Linked DNA regions of Homo sapiens: region 2 is linked to region 1. A link is a loop called in an ENCODE intact Hi-C map of the cell type or tissue named here. Cell type or tissue: Caco-2. All regions are shown on one strand. Each heading gives the region's core, and the rest is flanking DNA. Links, peaks and the distances in the headings are about the cores only. Region 1 has its middle 20 kb from the start of LINC01729. Region 2 has its middle 78 kb from the start of CDS2.

What was found. Peaks named below come from ENCODE experiments on the same cell type or tissue, not always from the same donor. Only the 100,000 strongest peaks of a DNase experiment are listed, where the experiment ranks them.
Region 2: a loop joins it to region 1, with 6 times the contacts of the local background. A loop is called at or near these places in 2 of 110 quality-filtered maps.

What each region holds. Positions count from the first base shown.
Region 1 is chr20:5,525,484-5,534,060 of GRCh38, forward strand. It overlaps the pseudogene RPS18P1. Among named protein-coding and RNA genes, the nearest start is that of LINC01729, 20 kb to the left of the region's middle. RefSeq lists enhancers at 3,377-3,918, 4,558-4,627. In Caco-2, for the core only: CTCF peaks have their summits at 3,609 (motif pointing right) and 4,334 (motif pointing right); DNase peaks (open chromatin) are centred at 3,618, 4,024 and 4,338; H3K4me3 peaks cover 723 bases.
Region 2 is chr20:5,199,511-5,211,462 of GRCh38, forward strand. No RefSeq gene overlaps it. Among named protein-coding and RNA genes, the nearest start is that of CDS2, 78 kb to the left of the region's middle. In Caco-2, for the core only: a CTCF peak has its summit at 6,064 (motif pointing right); DNase peaks (open chromatin) are centred at 3,006 and 6,061.

The DNA of each region.
Region 1 (8,577 bases), core at 7-8,006:
GAGAATAGCTTGAACCTGGGAGATGGAGGTTGTGGTAAGCTGATATTGCACCACTGCACTCCAGCCTAGGCAACAGATCAAGACTCTGTCTCAAAAAAAAAAAAAAAAAAATGAGACAGAGAGGAGAAAATGGCATCCTGGCCGGGCGCGGTGGCTCATGCCTATAATCCCAGCACTTTTGGAGGCCGAGGCGGATCACCTGAGGTCGAGAGTTCGAGACCAGCCTGACCAACATGGAGAAAACCCATCTCTACTAAAAGTACACAATTAGCTGGGCGTGGTGGCGTATGCCTGTAATCCCAGCTACTCAGGAGGCTGAAGCAGGAGAATCGCTTGAACCTGGGAGGCGGTGGTTGCAGTGAGCTGAGATCGCTCCATCGCACTCCAGCCTGGGCAACAAGAGTGAAACTCTGTCTCAAAAAAGAAAAGAAAAGAAAAGAAAAGAAAAGAAAAGAAAATGGCATCCTAAGGGGCAGGTACTGGGGACAGGCAAGGGGAGGAATTTGCCGTTTCCTGAAATAAAACCTCTTAGAAGTTGACTGTTCAATTCATGCAAAATCTGAATAAGATATCAAAATGATAGAAAGGAACCTCTTTCCTGATCATCACCCAATGCCTGTCACACAGCACCCGGTACTGAGAGACGCTCCTCCCCCTTGTCCTGCTCCCTTCTAGGACACCCCACCAGCACAAAGTTTTCCATTGTCAAGGCCCATGTGTGTCTTCCTGGGGCTGATCCTAGTGTTAGAATCAAGGATACAGGAACGTTCTCAGCCCCCTTAGCCATGACTCCACCTGCTGTCCTCCCAGTGTCCTATATTCCTCAGGCTCAGAGCCCCAGGCCCCAGCACCTCACCTTTCTTTGTTGAAGTCCCCAAGGCCTGACCATTCACCTGGGGACTCTGCTCTCTCTGTTCCTGCTCATCACATCTGGGCTGTCAACCTGTGGCCGTGTTACCCAATCTGAGCCTCAGGTTTGTCTCTTGTGCAAACTTAGGACAGGGAATAGAATAGGCTCATGATGGACAGGCGGAGGTGAGATGGGGTGAGAGAAACGCAAGAGCCAAAAGGAGGAAAAAACTCAACGAAGGGGTTCCTCTGAGACTGAGAGGTAGGCAAAGGCAGGTTGAGAGTCAGTTCCCGGACTCAAGTACCTGAGGGAAGGGCAGTGAAGTCATGAAGATCCCTTTGTGACACCAACATACCAGGAGGTAAAGCCAGAGACTGGCCAGGCAGGCTCAGAAAGGAATAAAAGGCCAGTTGCTTGGCAACCAAACTAGAACAGCAACAGAAAGATCGGAGGAAAATCTCCAAAGCACTTAGAAACTAGCCAATGTATGCTAAATAATCCATGGATCAAAGAGGAAGTCTCAAAGGAAATTTTTAAAATAGAATAAAACGAATGAAACTGAAAACACAACATACCAAAATTTGTGAGAACAGTTAAAGCAAGGCTAAGAGGAAAATTTGTAGCACTAAATGCATACCTCAGAAAAGAGGAAAAGTCTCAAATGAAAAACTTAAACTCTCCTTCAAGAACTTAGAAAAACGACCAAATACAGTGGCTCATGCCTGTAATCCCAGAACTTTGGAAGGCTGAGGCAGGAGAATCACTTGAGCCCAGGAGTTTAAGACCAGCCTGGGCAACACAGTGAGATCTCATCAATATTTATGTTATTTAAAAAAAAGAAGAACTTAAAAAAAGAGAGCAAAATAAGCCTAAAACCAGCACAAGAAAGGAAATAATAAAGAGCAGAAATCAATGAAATGAAAAACAGAATAACATTAGAAAAAGTTGGTGGAGTCAAGAGTGTGTTCTTTGAAAAGATCTGTAAAACTGACCAAGCTCTGACAAGACTGACGAAGAAAAAAATTACTAATATCGCTTATAGATTTTAGAAATTATAGTACACAGTTACCAATATCAGGAGTGAAACAGAGGAAATCACTACAGACGCTGCGGACATCAAAAGGATAACGAAATGCTACAAACAACTCTGCATACATAAATTTGATAACTTAGATTAAATGGACCAATTCCTTGTAAAGTACAAACTACCGCAACTCACCTAATTGAAATAGGTAATTTGGATAGCTGCATAACTATTAGAAAATTGAATTTTTAGTTAACTTCCTGAAAAAGAAATCTCCAACCCAGATTGTTTCACTGGAGAATTCTATTAAAGATTTAAAGGGGAGTTAAGACCAACTCTACAGAAAATAGAAGGAAAAGGAACCCTTCCCAACTCATTCCAGAAAGCAGGTATTACCCTCATACCAAAGCCAGACAAAAACAGTGTAAAAAGACCGGGCACAGTGGCTCACGCCTGTAATCCCAGTACTTTGGGAGGCTGAGGCGGGTGGATCACCTGAGGTCAGGAGTTGGTGACCAGCTTTGCCAACATGGTGAAACCCTGTCTCTACTAAAAAGACAAAATTAGCTGGGCATGGTGGCACCTGCCTGTAATCCCATCTACTTGGGAGGCTGAGGCAGGAGAATCGCTTGAACTTGGGAGGAGGAGGTTGCAGTGAACTGAGCCGAGATTGTGCCACTGCTCTCCAGCCTGGGTGACAGAGCAAGACTCCATCTCAAAACAACAACAACAAAATTAAACATGCAGCCGAGCACAGTGGCTCATGCCTGTAATCCCAGCACTTTCGGAGGCCAAGGTGGGAGTATTGTTTAAGCCCAGGAGTTTGAGACCAGCCTGGGTAACATTGGGAGACCCCCTATCTCTACAAAAACTTTTAAAAATAAGCCAGGTGTGGTGGCCTCCCAGCTGCTCTGGAGGCTGAGGAAGGAGGATTACTTGAGCCCACGAATTAGAGACAACCGTGAGCTATGATCATGTCACTGCACTCCAGCCTGGGCAACAAAGCAAGAACCCATCTCAGAAAGAAAAAAAAAAAAATAAAAGCTAAACATGCAACTACCATATGACCTAATACTTAACTGTTCTCGGAATTAGCCAACAGAAATGAGAACTTAGTTCACACGAAAGCCCGTAGACAAGTGTTTATAGCTGATTTATGCATAATAGTCCCAAACTGGACACAACCCCAATGCCCTTCAGTGTGTGAATGTCCAGAGCAGCCTGGGGACTGACACTGCCACGCTCTTACTTGGAATGTGTGTAGCTTTCCAGAGAATGAGTTAAGGTGTGTGTTGAGGGGCTGGGAGCGAGCAGTGCTGGCACACCAGCAGAACTGAGGAGTTCAGTCTAGAGTTGGTACATCTTGAGCTGAATCTCTAAGGCCTTCAGTTTCCTAGATCTGCTTCCCTCGGAAGCACTTAGGAAACAGGGCCTCCCTCCACAGGACAGCCCCCCGGGTCTGCAAAGGGGCATGTGTTTCCTCCTTAGGCACGGATGTGCCTTGTCCTCTCTTCTCCCACACTTAGAGTAACCTGTGAATAATTTGATGGGTGAAATAACCCACTGTCTGGGACACCATTTTTGGTGTGGCTTTATGGGTGCCTATGTACCGTGTATATGTATGTAACATGTAACCCTGCTCAAAAAGGTTAGAACTCACCCAGTCAGCTAGCGACTCCAGAATAATCAGATACATGTTCCCCCAAGGTACCACAAGATGGCAGCACATGCACACAGCATTTCAAGCTCCTGCACACTGAGATGACAGCAATTAATCTGCCCTCTAATAATGCCTCTGCCATCCTGGAAAGCCCTACACTTAAACGGTCATGATGCCTGTTTCTATGATGATGTGTTGCAAACACACGCAGCATTTCTGAGGTAGATGAAGAGATTCAAAGGGTAACAGGAGATTATGTAGTTCAGAATTCTTCACCTTTTTTTAAAAAAAATATTTATTTATTTATTTATTTATTTTTAATAGAGACAGGGTCTCACTATGTTGCCCAGGCTAGTCTTGAATTCCTGGGCTCAAGCGATCCTCCCGCCTCGGCCTCCCAAAGGGCCGGGATCACAGGCGTGAGCCACTGAGTGTGGCCAGAATTCTTCACCTTTTGGTGCAGAGTGTGTATGTCGCACCTGAAGCCAGAAGTCAACGATACTCGATGAAAGGGTTTGTTCAGCGCAGATGACCTACTTGGGTTCATGGCTTGCATGTGTTATAATTGCTGCTGTTTATTTCCTGAAAACTTAGACGATTTGGGGCACATTATCGATGCCTTACAGGCATGGTCGCATTAAACTTTACTGCAGCCATCTGTCATAGTGATTATTATCCTCATTTTACAGATGGGGAAAGAAAGAATTAGACCTTCAGGCACCTTGGTAATGGCACGCACAGCGAGTAGAGGCAGAGAGAACCTGCTTCCCTGACGGCCCACACTCCCCCGGCACACAAGGCTCCCTCTAGGTGGCGCGCGCGTCTCAGCTTCTACTGCGGAAGTCTCGGTTATGTGATTATGTATACGCTCAATCCTACACCAATTGAGAATGGCCCTTAGCTTGGAATTAGTAAGAACAGTAATTAGCAATTTATTGTCAGAAAAAAGTTCATAAGATTATCGGCCGCAGTCTCTTTGCTGCACATCTTTCTCATCTTGACAGGACAGCCACAGGGAATCCAGGTCTTCTCCACCACCCCAGGCTCAGCAGTTCATGCTTACCCACCCAGCTCAGGCACAGATGCGACATTCAGCTTAGCAACATTCAGCTTAGGATCGGGTAAACAGGCAGAGCTTTCTCTCTCTCTTTTTTTTTTTTTTTTGAGGCAGAGTCTCTCTCTTATTGCCCAGGCTGGAGTGTAATGGTGCGATCTCGGCTCACCACAACCTCCATCTCCCGCGTTCAAGCGATTCTCCTGTCTCAGCCTCCCGAGTAGCTGGGATTACAGTTATGCACCACCACACCTGGCTAATTTTGTATTTTTAGTGGAGATGGGGTTTCTCCATGGTCAGGCTGGTCTCGAACTCCAGACCTCAGGTGATCCACCGGCCTCGGCCTCCCAAAGTGCTGGGATTACAAGCATGAGCCACTGCGCCTGGCCTTTTTTTCTTTCTTTCTTTTTAATGTGGAAAATTCCAAATCCTATCAGAGCATATTTGGCATGTGATTTTTTTTTTTTTTTTTTTTTTTTTTGAGACAGGGACTCACTCTGTCGCCCAGGCTGGAGTGCAGTGGCACAATCACGGATCACTGGAGCATCAAACTCCTGGGCTCAAGCGATCCTTCCACCTCAGCCTCCTGATTACCTAAGACTATAGGCAAGCACCACCACAGCCCCTAGTTTTTATTTTTATTTTTTATTTATTTATTTTTTTGTAGAGACAGAGTCTCGCTTTGTTGCCCAGACTGGTCTTGAACTTCTGGCCTCAGGTGACCCTCTGGGCCTCCCAAAGCACTGGGTTTACAAGCATGAGCCACCATGCCAGGCCTAACATCTCTAATTTTTTAAAATTGTTTTTAACATAATGAGACCGAGCTTCACCATGTTGTCTAGACTGTTCTCAAACTCCTGGGCTCAAATGATCCACCCACCTTGGCCTCCCAAAGTGCTAGGGTTACAGGTGTGAGCCACCGTGCCCAGCCAGCATCTCTAATTTTTGACAAGCAGACTTTTGATATGTGATTTACCTAAGTTGTGTAAAGTTATATTCAACGTTATCTGCCTTTTACAAATCAGGAAAACAGGGTATCATTAACTTTCCTAAGTGATATATTCAGGGGGAAAATGAATTTAGCAAAGTGGAGGTCTTTTGTGTCCTTTTACAGATAGTAAAATAGCATCTAGGAGAATGGGAGGTTGAAGGGAACTGTCATAGATTTGGGGTCAACTGAGGCCAGTTAGTGGCCATGACCATGAGGGACCTTAGGTGCTGCTTGCTTTCCCCAGCCAGGTTCAGCTGTGTGGGTGCAGATTCAGACTTGGAGGTGAGATGAAAATAATAAGAGGGATGTGATGGAGCAAGACAGGGCAAGGGCCTTGAGCACACACAAGGAAGAGATTCCAGCAGCTGACAGTCTCATTACAGCTGGCAGGGCAGTCAGTGAGAGCATGAGATTAGGTGGATCATGAGCAGAGAAGCTGGGATGGATGCACTGGTGGCCTCAGCACAGGGAGGGTGCCAGGGGGAGTGAACAGTGGAGGGGAATGGGACTCATGTCATTTCCGTTATGGAAAGGGTGTCGCTATTTGATAGGAGAGCTCTGGGATATGACCATGGGAATGAAAGGCTGGGGAGATGACAGGATCACTGGCAGGAAACTGAGAGGCCAGTATTTTGGAAATATTATTTACAAAGCTACTGATATCACCAAGGACAGGAAAGTGTTAGAGAAAGTGGCAATGATTCAGAAAGTGAAATCTCCAAGGAAGAATGTTTGTACCCAGGCTTTGGTAGATGAAGGTAACCACAGGGTGTGGGAGAAACAGTTTGTTATGGGAAGGAGGAAGAATGTTCCAGGAAAGCAGCAATGACTGGCAGAAAAGACACTCACCCCACCCACCCCACCCTCAAGCCCACAGATACTCAAAAAGCACAGGGAAGAAAACATTCCCGTTTTGAGAGAGCAGTAGGGGAAGTGTGGTTTCACACAGAGCTGCAAAGTCCATTGTGGCAGCCACCAACCACATGTGGCTACCAAGCTCTTGAAATGCGGCTCCTGTGATCAGGGACTGAATTTTTAATTGAATTTAATTCAAATTAACTAGAAACTGAGGCAGTAGAAAATATTTTTCTGTTAATCACAGCTTTATTGGTTTGGTAGGACTTCATTTCACTTTAACCATTGAAAAGCCAAACTGGCCAGGTGCAGTGGCTCACGCCTGTAATCCCAACACTTTGGGAAGCCAAGGCAGGAGGATCACTTGAGGCCAGGAGTTCAAGACCAGCCTGGACAACATAGCAAGATCCCATATCTTAAAAAAAAAAAATTAGGCCCGGTGCGGTGGCTCACACTTGTAATGTCAGCACTTTGGGAGGCCAAGTCAGGCGGATCAGAGTTCAAGACCAGCCTGGCCAACATGGTGAAACCCCATCTCTACTAAAAATACAAAAATTAGCCAGATGCAGTGGCACGTGCCTATAATCCCAGCTACCCGGGAGGCAGAGGTTGTGGTGAGCCAGCATGGCGCCACTGCACTCCAGACTGGGCTACATAGTGAGACCCCATCTCAAAAATAAATAAATAAATAAATAAAATAAAACTAATAATAATAAATAAATAATTAGTTGGGCATGGTGGCATGCTTCTGTAGTCCCAGCTACTCAGGAGGCCGAGGCAGAAGGATCCCTTGAGCCCAGTAGATCGAGGCTACAGTGAGCTATGACCATGCTACTGCACTCTTGCCTTGGTGACAGAGCAGACTCTGTCTCTAAAAAAAAAAAAAAAAAAAAGAAGGGGTCTTTTCCATTCTGTCTTCCTTCCACCAGAGACCTACACACCACCATTTGTGCTGCCACCATGTCTCTAGTGATCCCTGAGAAGTCCCAGCATATTTTGTGAGTACTCAACACCAACATTGATGGGCATCGGAAAATAGCTTTTGCCATCATTGCCATCAAGGGCGTGTGTTGAAGATACGCTCCTGTGGTGTTGAGGAAAGCTGACATTGACCTCACTGAGAGGCCAGGAGAACTCACTGAGCATAAGGTGGATGTGTGATCACCACTATGCAGAATCCATGCCAGCCCAAGATCCCAGACTGGTTCTCAAACAGACAGAAAGATATAAAGGACGGAAAATATAGCCAGGACCTGGCCAATGGTCTGGATAACAACCTCTGTGAGAACCTGGAGCAACTGAAGAAGATTTGAGCCCAGAGAGGGCTATGCCACTTCTGGGGCCTTCATGTCCCAGGCCAGCACAGCAAGACCACTGGCCGCTGTGGCCATACCATGGGTGTATCTAAGAAGAAATAAGTTTGTAGGCCTTGTTTGTTAATAGTTTATATACCTAAACAAAATAAAATAAAAATTTAAAAATTAAAAAAAAGTCAAACTATCATGTGCTCTACACATAAAATACACACCAGATTTTAAAGACAGTATGGAAGAAAAAAGATGTAAAATACCTTTTAACATTTCTATATTTTCTGCATGTTGCAGTGTTTTGGGTTATATAAAATATGTTTTTTTGTGTTGGATTTATTGGGCTACATAAAATATATAGTTGAAATTAATTTCACCTGGTTCTTTTTACTTATTTTAATAGGGCTACTAGAAAATTTAGCTGGGTGAGGTGGTTCACACCTGTAATCCCAGCACTTTGGGAGGCCAAGGTGAGTGGATTGTTTGAGCTCAGGAATTCGAGAGTACCGTGGGCAACATGGTGAGATCTTATTTCTACAAAAAAATACAAAATTAGCTGGGCATGATGGCAAGTACCTGTAGTCCCAGCTACTCAGGAGGCTGAAGTGGGAGAATCACCTGAGCCTGGGAAGTTGGGGCTACAGTGAGCTGTGATCGTGTCACTGCCACAAAACAAACAAACAAAAAGAAAAGTTAGAATACATCTAGGGTTGCATTATGTTTCTATTGGGCAGTGCTAGCCTAGAGAAAGAAGATGAAGGGAATGTGTAGAGAGGAGAGGTGGATGAGGACATTTAGCTGATAATTCACCAAGCAGCACAGAGGAAAAGCTGCAG
Region 2 (11,952 bases), core at 2,084-10,083, 320 kb before region 1:
TCATCATTTAACATTAGGTGTATCTCCTAATGCTTTCCCTCCCCCCTCCCCCACCCCACAACAGGCCCCGGTGTGTGATGTTCCCCTTCCTGTGTCCAAGTGTTCTCATTGTTCAATTCTTACCTGCGTGAGAACATGCGGTGTTTGGTTTTTTGTTCTTGCGATAGTTTGCTGAGAATGATGGTTTCCAGCTTCATCCATGTCCCTACAAAGGACATGAACTCATCCTTTTTTATGGCTGCGTGGTATTCCACGGTGTATATGTGCCACATTTTCTTAATCCAGTCTATCATTGTTGGACATTTGGGTTGGTTCCAAGTCTTTGCTATTGTGAATAGTGCCGCAATAAACATACGTGTGCATGTGTCTTTATAGCAGCATGTTTTATAATCCTTTGGGTATATACCCAGTAATGGGATGGCTGGGTCAAATGGTATTTCTAGTTCTAGATCCCTGAGGAATCGCCACACTGACTTCCACAATGGTTGAACTAGTTACAGTCCCACCAACAGTGTAAAAGTGTTCCTATTTCTCCACATCCTCTCCAGGATCTGTTGTTTCCTGACATTTTAATGATCGCCATTCTAACTGGTGTGAGATGGTATCTCATTGTGGTTTTGATTTGCATTTCTCTGATGGCCAGTGATAATGAGCATTTTTTCATGTGTCTTTTGGCTGCATAAATGTCTTCTTTTGAGAAGTGTCTGTTCATATCCTTCGCCCACTTTTTGATGGGGTTGTTTGTTTTTTTCTTGTAAATTTGTTTGAGTTCATTGTAGATTCTGGATATTAGCCCTTTGTCAGATGAGTAGATTGCAGAATTTTTCTCCTATTCTGTAGGTTGCCTGTTCACTCTGATGGTAGTTTATTTTGCTGTGCAGAAGCTCTTTAGTTTAATTAGATCCTATTTGTCAATTTTGGCTTTTGTTGCCATTGCTTTTGGTGTTTTAGACATGAAGTCCTTGCCCGTGCCTATGTCCTGAATGGTATTGCCTAGGTTAGACACAACAAAAAAGAGAATTTTAGACCAATATCCCTGATGAACATCGATGCAAAAATCCTCAATAAAATACTGGCAAACCGAATCCAGCAGCACATCAAAAAGCTTATCCACCATGATCAAGTGGGCTTCATCCCTGGGATGCAAGGCTCATTCAACATACGCAAATCAATAAATGTAATCCAGTATATAAACAGAACCAACGAAAAAAACCATATGATTATCTCAATAGATGCAGAAAAGGCCTTTGACAAAATTCAACAATGCTTCATGCTAAAAACGCTCAATAAATTAGGTATTGATGGGATGTACCTCAAAATAATAAGAGCTATCTATGACAAACCCACAGCCAGTATCATACTGAATGGGCAAAAACTGGAAGCATTCCCTTTGAAAACTGGCACAAGACAGGGATGCCCTCTCTCACCACTCCTATTCAACATAGTGTTGGAAGTTCTGGCCAGGGCAATCAGGCAGGAGAAAGAAATAAAGGGTATTCAGTTGAGAAAAGAGGAAGTCAAATTGTCCCTCTTTGCAGATGACATGATTGTGTATCTAGAAAACCCCATCGTCTCAGCCCAAAATCTCCTTAAGCTGATAGGCAACTTCAGCAAAGTCTCAGGATACAAAATCAATGTGCAAAAATCACAAGCATTCTTATACACCAATAACAGACAAACAGCCAAATCATGAGTGAACTCCCATTCACAATTGCTTCAAAGAGAATAAAATACCTAGGAATCCAACTTACAAGGGACGTGAAGGACCTCTTCAAAGAGAACTACAAACCACTGCTCAATGAAATTAAAGAGGATACAAACAAATGGAAGAACATTCCATGCTCATGGGTAGGAAGAATCAATATGGTGAAAATGGCCATACTGCCCAAGGTAATTTACAGATTCAATGCCATCCCCATCAAGCTACCAATGACTTTCTTCACAGAATTGGAAAAAACTACTTTGAAGTTCATATGGAACCAAAAAAGAGCCCGCATTGCCAAGTGAATCCTAAGCCAAAAGAACAAAGCTGGAGGCATCATGCTACCTGACTTCAAACTATACTACAAGGCTACAGTAACCAAAACAGCATGGTACTGGTACCAAAACAGAGATATAGACCAATGGAACAGAACAGAGCCCTCAGAAATAATGCTGCATATCTGCAACTATCTGATCTTTGACAAACCTGAGAAAAACAAGCAATGGGGAAAGGATTCCCTATTTAATAAATGGTGCTGGGAAAACTGGCTAGCCATATGTAGAAAGCTGAAACTGGATCCCCTCCTTACACCTTATACAAAAATTAATTCAAGATGGATTAAAGACTTAAATGTTAGACCTAAAACCATAGAAACCCTAGAAGAAAACCTAGGCAATACAATTTTTTTTTTTTTTTTTTGAGACAGAGTCTCCCTCTGTTGCCCAGGGTGGAGTTCAGTGGTTGGATCTCAGCTCACTGCAACCTTCGCCTGCCAGGTTCAAGTGATTCTCCTGCCTCAGCCTCCCAAGTAGCTGGGATTACAGGCATGTGCCACCACACCCCGCTAATTTTTTTATATTTTTAGTAGAGACAGGATTTCGCCATGTTGGCCAGGCTGGTCTCAAACTCCTGACCTCAGGTGATCCACCCACCTTGGCCTCCCAAAGTGCTGGGATTACAGGCGTGAGCCGCCGCTGGCTGTGTGTTCAGCCAGCACTTGTGGAGTGCCTGCTCTGGGGTAGGCCCTGTCCAGACACTGCAACAAAAAGTCCTTGTTTCATGGAGCTCATTTTAGGGAAGAACGACAAACCTGAGAAAGGATGTTAGATGGAGAAAAATGTAGCCAGAAGGAGGGAAGAGGGATTGCTGGTAGGGAGAGGTTGCCATTTTAAATAGGGTGAACAGGGAAGGCCTCACTGCAGAGGTGGTGTTTGGGCAAATGGACACACCTCGAGGCTGTGGGGGAGGGAGCTGTTCAGGTATCTGGGGAAGTGCAAAGACACCTGTGCTGTGGAGGAACTGCAGGGTGGATGGAGCAGGGAAGTGGGGAGGAGCACTGGCAGGAAACCCAGGGGAATTACACAGGGCCAAGGCCATTGGCTTTTACTCTGAGCAAGATAAGAAGCTGTTGGGGAGTTCAGAGCCTAGGAGTGTCAAAGTGGTGTTTGTTTGCAAAGGGCTGCTATGTTGAGAACAGACTACAGTGGGCCAAGGGTGAAAGCAGGGTGATCAGAGAGGAGGCAACAGCAGCGATCCAGAAGAGAGAGAGACAGACACACACACACACAGACACACACACACAGACACACACACACACACACACACACACACACGTGGCTCAGCAGGGGATATGGGAGTGGGGCGGTGGTGAGAAATGGTCAGATTGTCAGAATCTGCAGAAGGATTAGGTATGGAGGAGAGGGACGAAGAGGAGTCAAGGAGGGCTGTGAAGTTGGCTTGGGCGGCCGGAAGGATGGTGCTGCCATTTCTAAACTGTGGACGGCTGTGGGAGGACAGGTGCAGGTGGGAGGTGGATTAGAGAGGGTCAGTCAGGAGTTTGGGTTTGGACACGCTAGGTTTGAGATGCCTGTGAGATACCCACACAGGGATGTCCAGTCCTGGGGAGTAGTCCGAGATGGAAATAGAAATTTGAGAGTGATGAGGGTGTGCGCGTTATTCTACACCAGGAGCCGGAAGACTGGATAAAATCATCGACGGAGAGGAGCTAAGGTCTGGAGATGAGCCCCTCCGTCGTTTTGGACTTGAGGATCTACTTTTTAGCTAGGGCTACTCCCTTCCCTTCAATAAGACAATCCAGCCTTCAGGCCTGGGGAAAGGCCTGGGTAGAGTTGCCTTCAGGTGGCCCCACTCCCACCTCACAGCAGAAGCAGCTATTAATTTTCTCCTGGGGCCAGAATTCTAGAGGCCTGAGTGCTCTTCCCTTGAGAAGAAAGGGCAGCTTTACCTTTTGGTCTCCTGGGAAAGGAGAGGAAGGGAAACAAAGCAAGAGTAACTTCTCTATTTGATTATTTAGAGGCCAGGCAGTCGGGGTGGGAAGTCCCAGAGATGGACTCATGGCCTGGCCATGGCGTACTCACTTACACGCCATCCAATATTTACCAAAGGACACTGCCAGTTCCCAAATCAACCAAAACTTAGGGAGTTCTCAAATGAAATAAACACCATTGTGCCATTTCCGTTAATATCACTTCTCAATTTTAACAAACTTAAACACATTTTTAGGGTAAAAAGCACATCCATCAGACTGAGTCTAGGTTCAGGGTAAATTCTGATCTGGATTTGACCAAGGGAACTGAAGTTATTCCTGCAGCAAAGATTTGACCGATGGTGGATTTGACTGAGGCAACTGAAGTTATTCCTGCAGCTAAGATGGGCTCTCTGATCTTGCCCACATGGTCTCTATTTCTCGTAGATTCCAGGAGCCTTAGAGGTAGAGCCTTTGAAGCCATTGATTCTCAAACTTGGCTGCACATTAGAATTGCCTGAGGAACCTAAAAAACTACCAGTGCCCAGGCAGTATCTCAGACCAATGAGATAAGAGTCTCTGGGGGTGGGATGCAGGCATGAGTTTTAAAAAAAGCAGTTCCCTGGACTTACTCCAAAGTGTAGCTGAGGTTGAGAAACAGTGATTGAAACTTCCTCTAGTGAGTCCAGCCCCTCTCAGAAACCCATCATAACTGGTCAGCACCCTGTGCTGGAGCATCCCCAGGGTGAGCCTCAGGATGTCCCGAGGTGACCCTTCTGGGGTAGGTAATGTTGCTGTTCCATCCAGTGCTATTATTCTACATCACAAGCTATAGGGCAGAATGGTGTGTGCCTCCCAGTGCCTTTGCCCAGGACTCCTGTCTTCTGCCTTTTTTTTTTTTTTTTGAGACAGAGTCTTGCTCTGTTACCCAGGCTGGAGTGCAGTGGCTCAATCTCAGCTCACTGCAACCTCTGCCTCCCAGGTTCAAGCAATTCTCCTGCCTCAGCCTCCTGAGTAGTTGGGATTACAGGTGCCCGCCATCACACCCAGCTAATTTTTGTATTTTTTAGTAGAGATGAGGTTTCACCATGTTGGCCAGGCTGGTCTTGAACTCCTGACCTCAGGTGATCCGCCTGCCACGGCCTCCCATAGTGCTGGGATTACGGGCCTGACCCACCATGCCCGGCCTCCTTCTGTCTTCTTACACCTCATAGACTGAATCTGATTCCTCTTTTGCATAACACATGTCTACAATGATTCTTAAGTGCCTCCTGGCCTTCCCCTTGCTGCCCAGCCTTCTCTTCCCAAGTTTTCCATCTTGTTCTTTTCACTCTTCCTCACGAGAAATGCCTCCCACTCCCTTCACTATGCTGACCAGTTCTGGATACCCACAAGCTTATCCTTTTTGGGGGTCCCCAGTCACTGCCTGTAGTTGTGCACCAGTGCATGTGTTAGAGGGGGCATTCATGGGATCCTGTGGGCACTGACGATACCCGTAGCCACTGCCCAAGAGTGAGCTTCTTCCCCGCCAGAGCCTCACGGGCCCCTAAATTCCCTGTCGACCATGGTGTTCATCAGGAAGTGGGGCCAGGAGGGAGCCCTCTGGTAATCTGTCAGTTATTAGAGAACCTCCTGAATCTGGGGAGCTGGGGTTGGTGGCTTCCTGAAGTTGTAATTATTTAACTTTGTATTTTGAATAGTTTTAGACTTACAGAAAAGTTGTAAGAATAGTATAAAGAATTTCCTACATCCTTCACCCAAATTTTCCAAATGTTAACATTTTGGCACATTTGTTTATGTTCTCACTCCACACACACACTTTTTTTTCTTAATTATTTGTAAGTCGTAGACATGCCCCTTTACTGTTATATAACCTTATTCAGATTTCACCAGTTACCCCAATAGTGTCCATAATAGCAAAGAATATTAATAATATGTTTTTGACTGGTGCAATCTGAGGAGCTCTGCAGGAGCTTTGAGAACAAGAAATACTCTTCCTGGCCACCCCTTCCTTTCTGTGATAGAGACGCCTGGGGCTGCTGCTGTAGCATAGTGAGGCAGCATAGTGAGGCAGTGCTGTCACGGGCCCAGCAGAGGGCAGTAGTAGTTTAGGAGTGAGGCACAGGCAGGGCTTAGAAGTGAGACATCCTTATCCGCAGAGGATCCTAGCGCAGCATTCACTAGCTTTGTAATCTGGAACAAAACCCTTAACAACTCAGCTTCCCCCTCTATAAAATAAGGGTAATTGAGAAAATTTGCAAAGCACGTGTCTACTCCTAGCATCTAGTAATCATCCAACAGAAAGTTTTATTTGCACTATTTTAAACTTTTATTTGTAATGTTACCACCTTGGCTGAGAAGTGAATTTCTCAGGGATGCCGGGGAAGAAGCAGAGAAATGTTCCAGCAAAGGCAGAGGCAGGGCGGGACATTGAGGCTAGGGGCACAGAGAGGGAAGGGAGTTCTTGGGAATGAAGGGGAGGGGAATGAAGTGGTAGCCGTGGCTGACCTTGCATTGAACCCACCCAGGCCAGCTCGAACTGAAATTCACACTGGAATGCTGACTATTTCATGGCATTGTCCAGGTGCTAGAACCTCCTCCACAGCCATCCTTACCAAATCCATAAAGGAGGAATGGCTTGTCTTCTTTTCCATTTGGGCTGGGGAAGTGCCTGAGTTCGATTCCTGACTCCATCCCTTAGTGTCTGTGTGGCCTTGGGCAAGTTATTTAACCTTTCTGCGCTTCAGTCTCCTTGTCTGTAAAACAGGAGATAATACCATTTATACTATACGGGGATTATACTCACCCCCGGATCATTGTGAGGATTAAATACATTAATACTTTCAAAGAGCTTAGACTAGCTTCTGGCACACAGTGAGTTTTCATAAATATTACTGTTATTATTTCAGTGTCTCCTCCCACTGGCACCCTGTTTTCTTCCTGATCTGAGTGCTTGGCCTTATCCTTTTCCTTTTTTTTTTTTGAGACGGAGTTTCACTCTATCGCCCAGGCTGGAGTGCAGTGGCACTACCTTGGCTCACTGCAACCTCCTCCTCCTGGATTCAAGCGGTGCCTCAACCTCACGAGTAGTTGGGATTATAGGCACTGCCACCACACCCAGCTAATTTTCGTATTTTTAGTAGAGACAGGGTTTTGCCGTGTCGGCTAGGCCAGTCTTGAACCCCCGACCTCAAGTGATCTGCCCATCTCGGCTTCCCAACATATTAGGATTACAGGCATGAGCCAGCGTGCCCGGTCGCTTGGCTTTTTCATGTCACCCCCGAGGTGGCCCCATTCTGGGTGGGGGAGTTACTCTTGGGTTTGGGTCTCCCTGCCCCTGAACATAGCTGTTGCACAAGTAGCTGCTCACACTGAACTCTACAGAGCCATCAGTCAACCTTGAGGGATTGTTATCTGACCAAAGACTTTCTATCTGTCCATTATTTATTGCTGCAAACATACCGGAAAGCAAGGAAGCCATAAAAAGCAAACAGTAGGGTCATGTCAAAATGAGGCAGAGCCAGCAAGAAGAGGCTCCTAAACATGGGACATTTTGAACATCAGTAAGGGTAATAACTGCAGTTGATGGAAACACATTGATTATATTTAAGTACATGAATTCATAATAATACCTAAATTCATGTTATCAGTATTGGAGGATGTGGGCAAACCAACTCTATTTATAAAACTAGTTAATGAAAGGAAAGAAGCATGTTTCCTGCCTTTTCTAAATAAACTGTACCATTGGTGTTAAATATCTGGTTTCTAAAAAATGTTATTTTAATATATAGAGATAGGATCTTGCTATGTTGGCCAGGCTAGTCTCAGATTCCTGGCCTCAAGCAGTCCTCCTGCCTTGGCCTCCCAAAATGCTGGGATTACAGGCATGAGTCAGTGTGCCCAACCAGTCATTTCAATAAATGTGCTGGATCAATTGTATATTCATGTGAAAAATTACCTCACATCATAACAACAACAACAACAAAAATCCAGATGGATTTTTAAATCCATCTAAATGTGAAAGGTAAAGCAATAAAGCTTTTGAAGAAAACATAGGAGACCACCTTCATGACCTCAGAGTAGGCAAAGATTTCTTAAACACGACACAAAAAGGCTCACTATAAAAGAAAAAAATTGATAAATTAGACTAAAGGGCCACTGTATTAGATACCTTGAGTGATTGCAAAACCTGGTTCTTGTCCTTATGAAGTTCATAATAAAGCCGATTGTTTTCTTTTTCTTTCTTTTTTTGTTAAGAGCAGAGTTTTAAAAGCTGGCTGTCCTCCCTGTTCTGCTCTCCCTAGGTGGTAGACTACCTACCCCTCAGGCATCCTGCTGTTAATTCGCTGAGTTCCCAGAGAGCAGGGCTCCCCAACAAATAGCTGATCTTTCTCCCTTGCCTGGCCTAGATCGGCCTCTGTTTAGAGAGGTGGTTTGGTGGTTGAAGAATGAGAACAGGGTGGGAGGGGGACAAACAGGCCTCTTCTGTGTCATTGACAGCTGATTTTTGTTTGTCAGCGTGCTAAGGTTGTGAAGTTGCCAATCCGTGATGATTAAGATTCTGTTGGGGTCCTTTGGAGAGGAGAGAGGTGGTGGCTTCTGAGAACATAACCAGAAGGCTTTTAGGGAAATGGAAAAGTCATAGTACGGAGCTTCAGCCTAGTCATTCACTGAGCTCAGAAGTGCTCCTCCTCACCCCTCCTCTCCCTTCCTTTTCCTTTCTTTACTAGCTGGGATTGTTCTTTCATTTATTCATAAAAATAAGGTACAAAAACAAATAATGCCTTGCCGTTGTTATTAAGAGAGACATTTAAAATGGATCATTGAAATACTATGTGGGAAGGCTTATTCATAGTTAATTATTAATGACACTTATCAAAGCTTGTCCTGGACCAAGTATTGTGACTGTCTCTTTATTTGCACCATTTCATTTCATCGTCATAGCATCCTTATGAGCTAAATATTATTCTACGTATTTAATAGGTTATGCTATTGAGGCTTATAAAGATTTAGCAACTTGGTCAACTATATTGTTAAGGGTCTCAAGACAATCCTCTTTACAGGTCCAAGCCCATCAATCAAATGTCATTTGGCAATAACTCTTTCTTATTTTGTTATCAATGTGTCACCCAAATTATTTGGAGCCTGAGGCCTTAATTAAAAATCTGGCTGGTGTGATTATAATGTGGCTGAGTGCTGATGCCAAATTTAAAGTCAGAGTGTGATTTTTTTAAGCTATGTATTTCAGAAGGATTGATGGTGGCTACTTGCCTTGTGCTCCAGAGCAGCACCCCCTTGATGGCAAGCCACTCCAAGAATGTTTAGGGCCGTAGCTGGCTGGTCCCCAATAGAGAAAACCCAATGGCTGTGTTTCTGGAGCGACCCAAGGCACAGGATACAAACCTGTCCATGCCACAATTATTGCATCTACTAGGACGCACTGATTAAAATTCTGTTTTCCCCTGAGAAGACATTTATTTCTCAATAAATTCAGGAAACCATTTGACAACATCCAGTACTCTTTAATGATAAGAACACTCAACACGCTGGAAAGAGAAGGGAACTTCCTCAACCTCATAAAGGATATTTATATAAAAGCCACAGCAAATGTCATACTTAATGGTGACTGACTGCTTTTGCTCTAAGACTAGGAACAAGAGAAGGATGTCTACTTTCACTGCTTCTATTCAACATTGTACTGAAGGTTCTAACTAGAGGAATCAGGGAAGAAAAAAAATCATAAGTCATCTAGATAAAAGGAAGAAGTAAACCCATTTGTATTTGCAGATGACATGAACTTGTATATAGAAAGCCCTAAGAAATCCACTAAACAGCTATTAGAACTAATAAACAAGTTCAGCAAGGTTGCAGGATACAAGATCAATATACAAAGTCAATTGAATTTCTATGCATCAGCAGTGAACTATGTGAAAGGTAATCCAGAAAACCATCTCATTTACAGTAGCATCAGGAAGAATAAAATACTTAGGAATAAACTAAACCAAGGGGGTAAAAGACTTGTCCACTGAAAATGGCAAAACATTAATGAAACAAATTAAAGAATACATTCATAAATGAAAAGACATTTTGTGTTCATGGATTAGAACACAATACTGTTGAGATGTCCATACAACCCAAAGCAATCTATAGAGTCAATGCAATTCCTATCAAAATCACAAAGACTTTTTTTTTTTAAATACAGATTTTATTTATTTATTTTAAATTTACTGAGACAAGATCTTGCTGTGTCGCCCAGGCTGGAGCGCAGTGGTGCCGTCCCAGCTCACTGCAGCCTCGAACTCCTGGGCTCAAGCAATCCTTTCACCTCAGCCTCCCCAGTAGCTGGGACTACATGCACATGACACCACACCTGGCTAACACAATAGCATTTTTTAAAAAACAGAAATAGAAAAAAACAATCCTAAAATTCATATGGAACCACAGGAGACCCCCAGTAGCCAAGCCAATTTTGAGAAAGAAGAACAAAGCTGGAGGCATCATACTTCCTGATTTCAAAATATGAATATATTACAAAGCTACAGTAATTAAAGCAGTGTGATGGAATAAAAACAGACATGTAGACAAATAGAACAGAATAGATAGCCTAGAAATAAACCCACACACATATGCACATATGGTCAACTGATCTTCAAAAAGAGTACCCAGAATACACAACGGGGAAAGGATAGTCTCTTCAACAAATGATGTTGGGGAAACTGGCTATCCACATGCAAAATAATAAAACAATTTTTTTTTTTTTTGAGATGGAGTCTTGTTCTGTTGCCCAGGCTGGAGTGCAGTGGCACAATCTCACCTTGCTGCAATCTCCAACCTCCCTGGTTCAAGTGATTCTTATGCCTCAGCCTCCTGAGTAGCTGGAATTGCAGGCATGCACCACCCCGCCTGGCTAATTTTCGTATTTTTAGTAGAGACGGGGTTTTGCCATTTTGGCCAGGAGGGTCTCAAACTCCTGGCCTCAAGTGATCCAACCACCTTGGCCTCCTAAAGTACTGGGATTACAGGCATGAGTGACCGCGCCCAGCCTGAAATTGGATCTTATATACAAAAATGAACTCAAAATAGATTAAAGATTTAAGCGTAAGACCCGAAACTGTACAACTTCCCTGAGAATACATAGAGGGAAAGCTTCATGACACTGGATTTCACAATGATTTCTTGGACGGGGAATCAGAAGCATAAGCAACAAAAGTGAAAGATGGCTGGGCATGGTGGCTCACGTAGGTAATCCCAGCACTTTGGGAGGCTGAGGAGGACAGATCACTTGAGGTCAGGAGTTCGAGACCAGCCTGGCCAACATGGTGAAACCCTGTTCCTACTAAAAACGCAAAAATTAGCCAGGCGTGGTGTTGTGCGCCTATGGTCCCAGCTACTAGGGAGGCTGAGGCAGGAGAATCACTTGAACCCGGGAGTTGGAGGTTGCAGTGAGCCGAGATCACACCACTGCACTCCAGCCTGGGTGACAGAGTGAGACTCCATCTCAAAAAAAAAAAAAAAAAAAAGTAAAAGACAAGTTGAATCACATCAAATTAATTTCAATTAAAATTTAATTGAAGTCCTGCTCCATCTAAGGAGTCAGGGAGTAGGATGTTAATCTGCCAACTGCAAATCTTCATTGATTGAGGGCTGTTCCTTGGGGCATTTCTTCCTCAGCACTTCTGGTCTGCTGTGTGTTCAGCTGAGAGGAAGTGCCAAGGCAGAGTCAAAGGTTATTACAGTAAGAAGCTGCTAGTGGCCAGTACATGTAAAGGGAATTGACAGCATCTGCCCCTATTGTCCAGTATGGTAGCCACCAGTTGCATGTTGTTGCTGAGTACTTGAAATTTGGCCAGTTGGAGCTGAGATATGCTATGAGCATAAAATACATCAATAATTTTGAAGACAGTAGACAGAATAAAGAATGTAAAATATCTCACTAATAATTTTTAATATTGATTGCAATGATAATATTGGTTGCAGTGATATT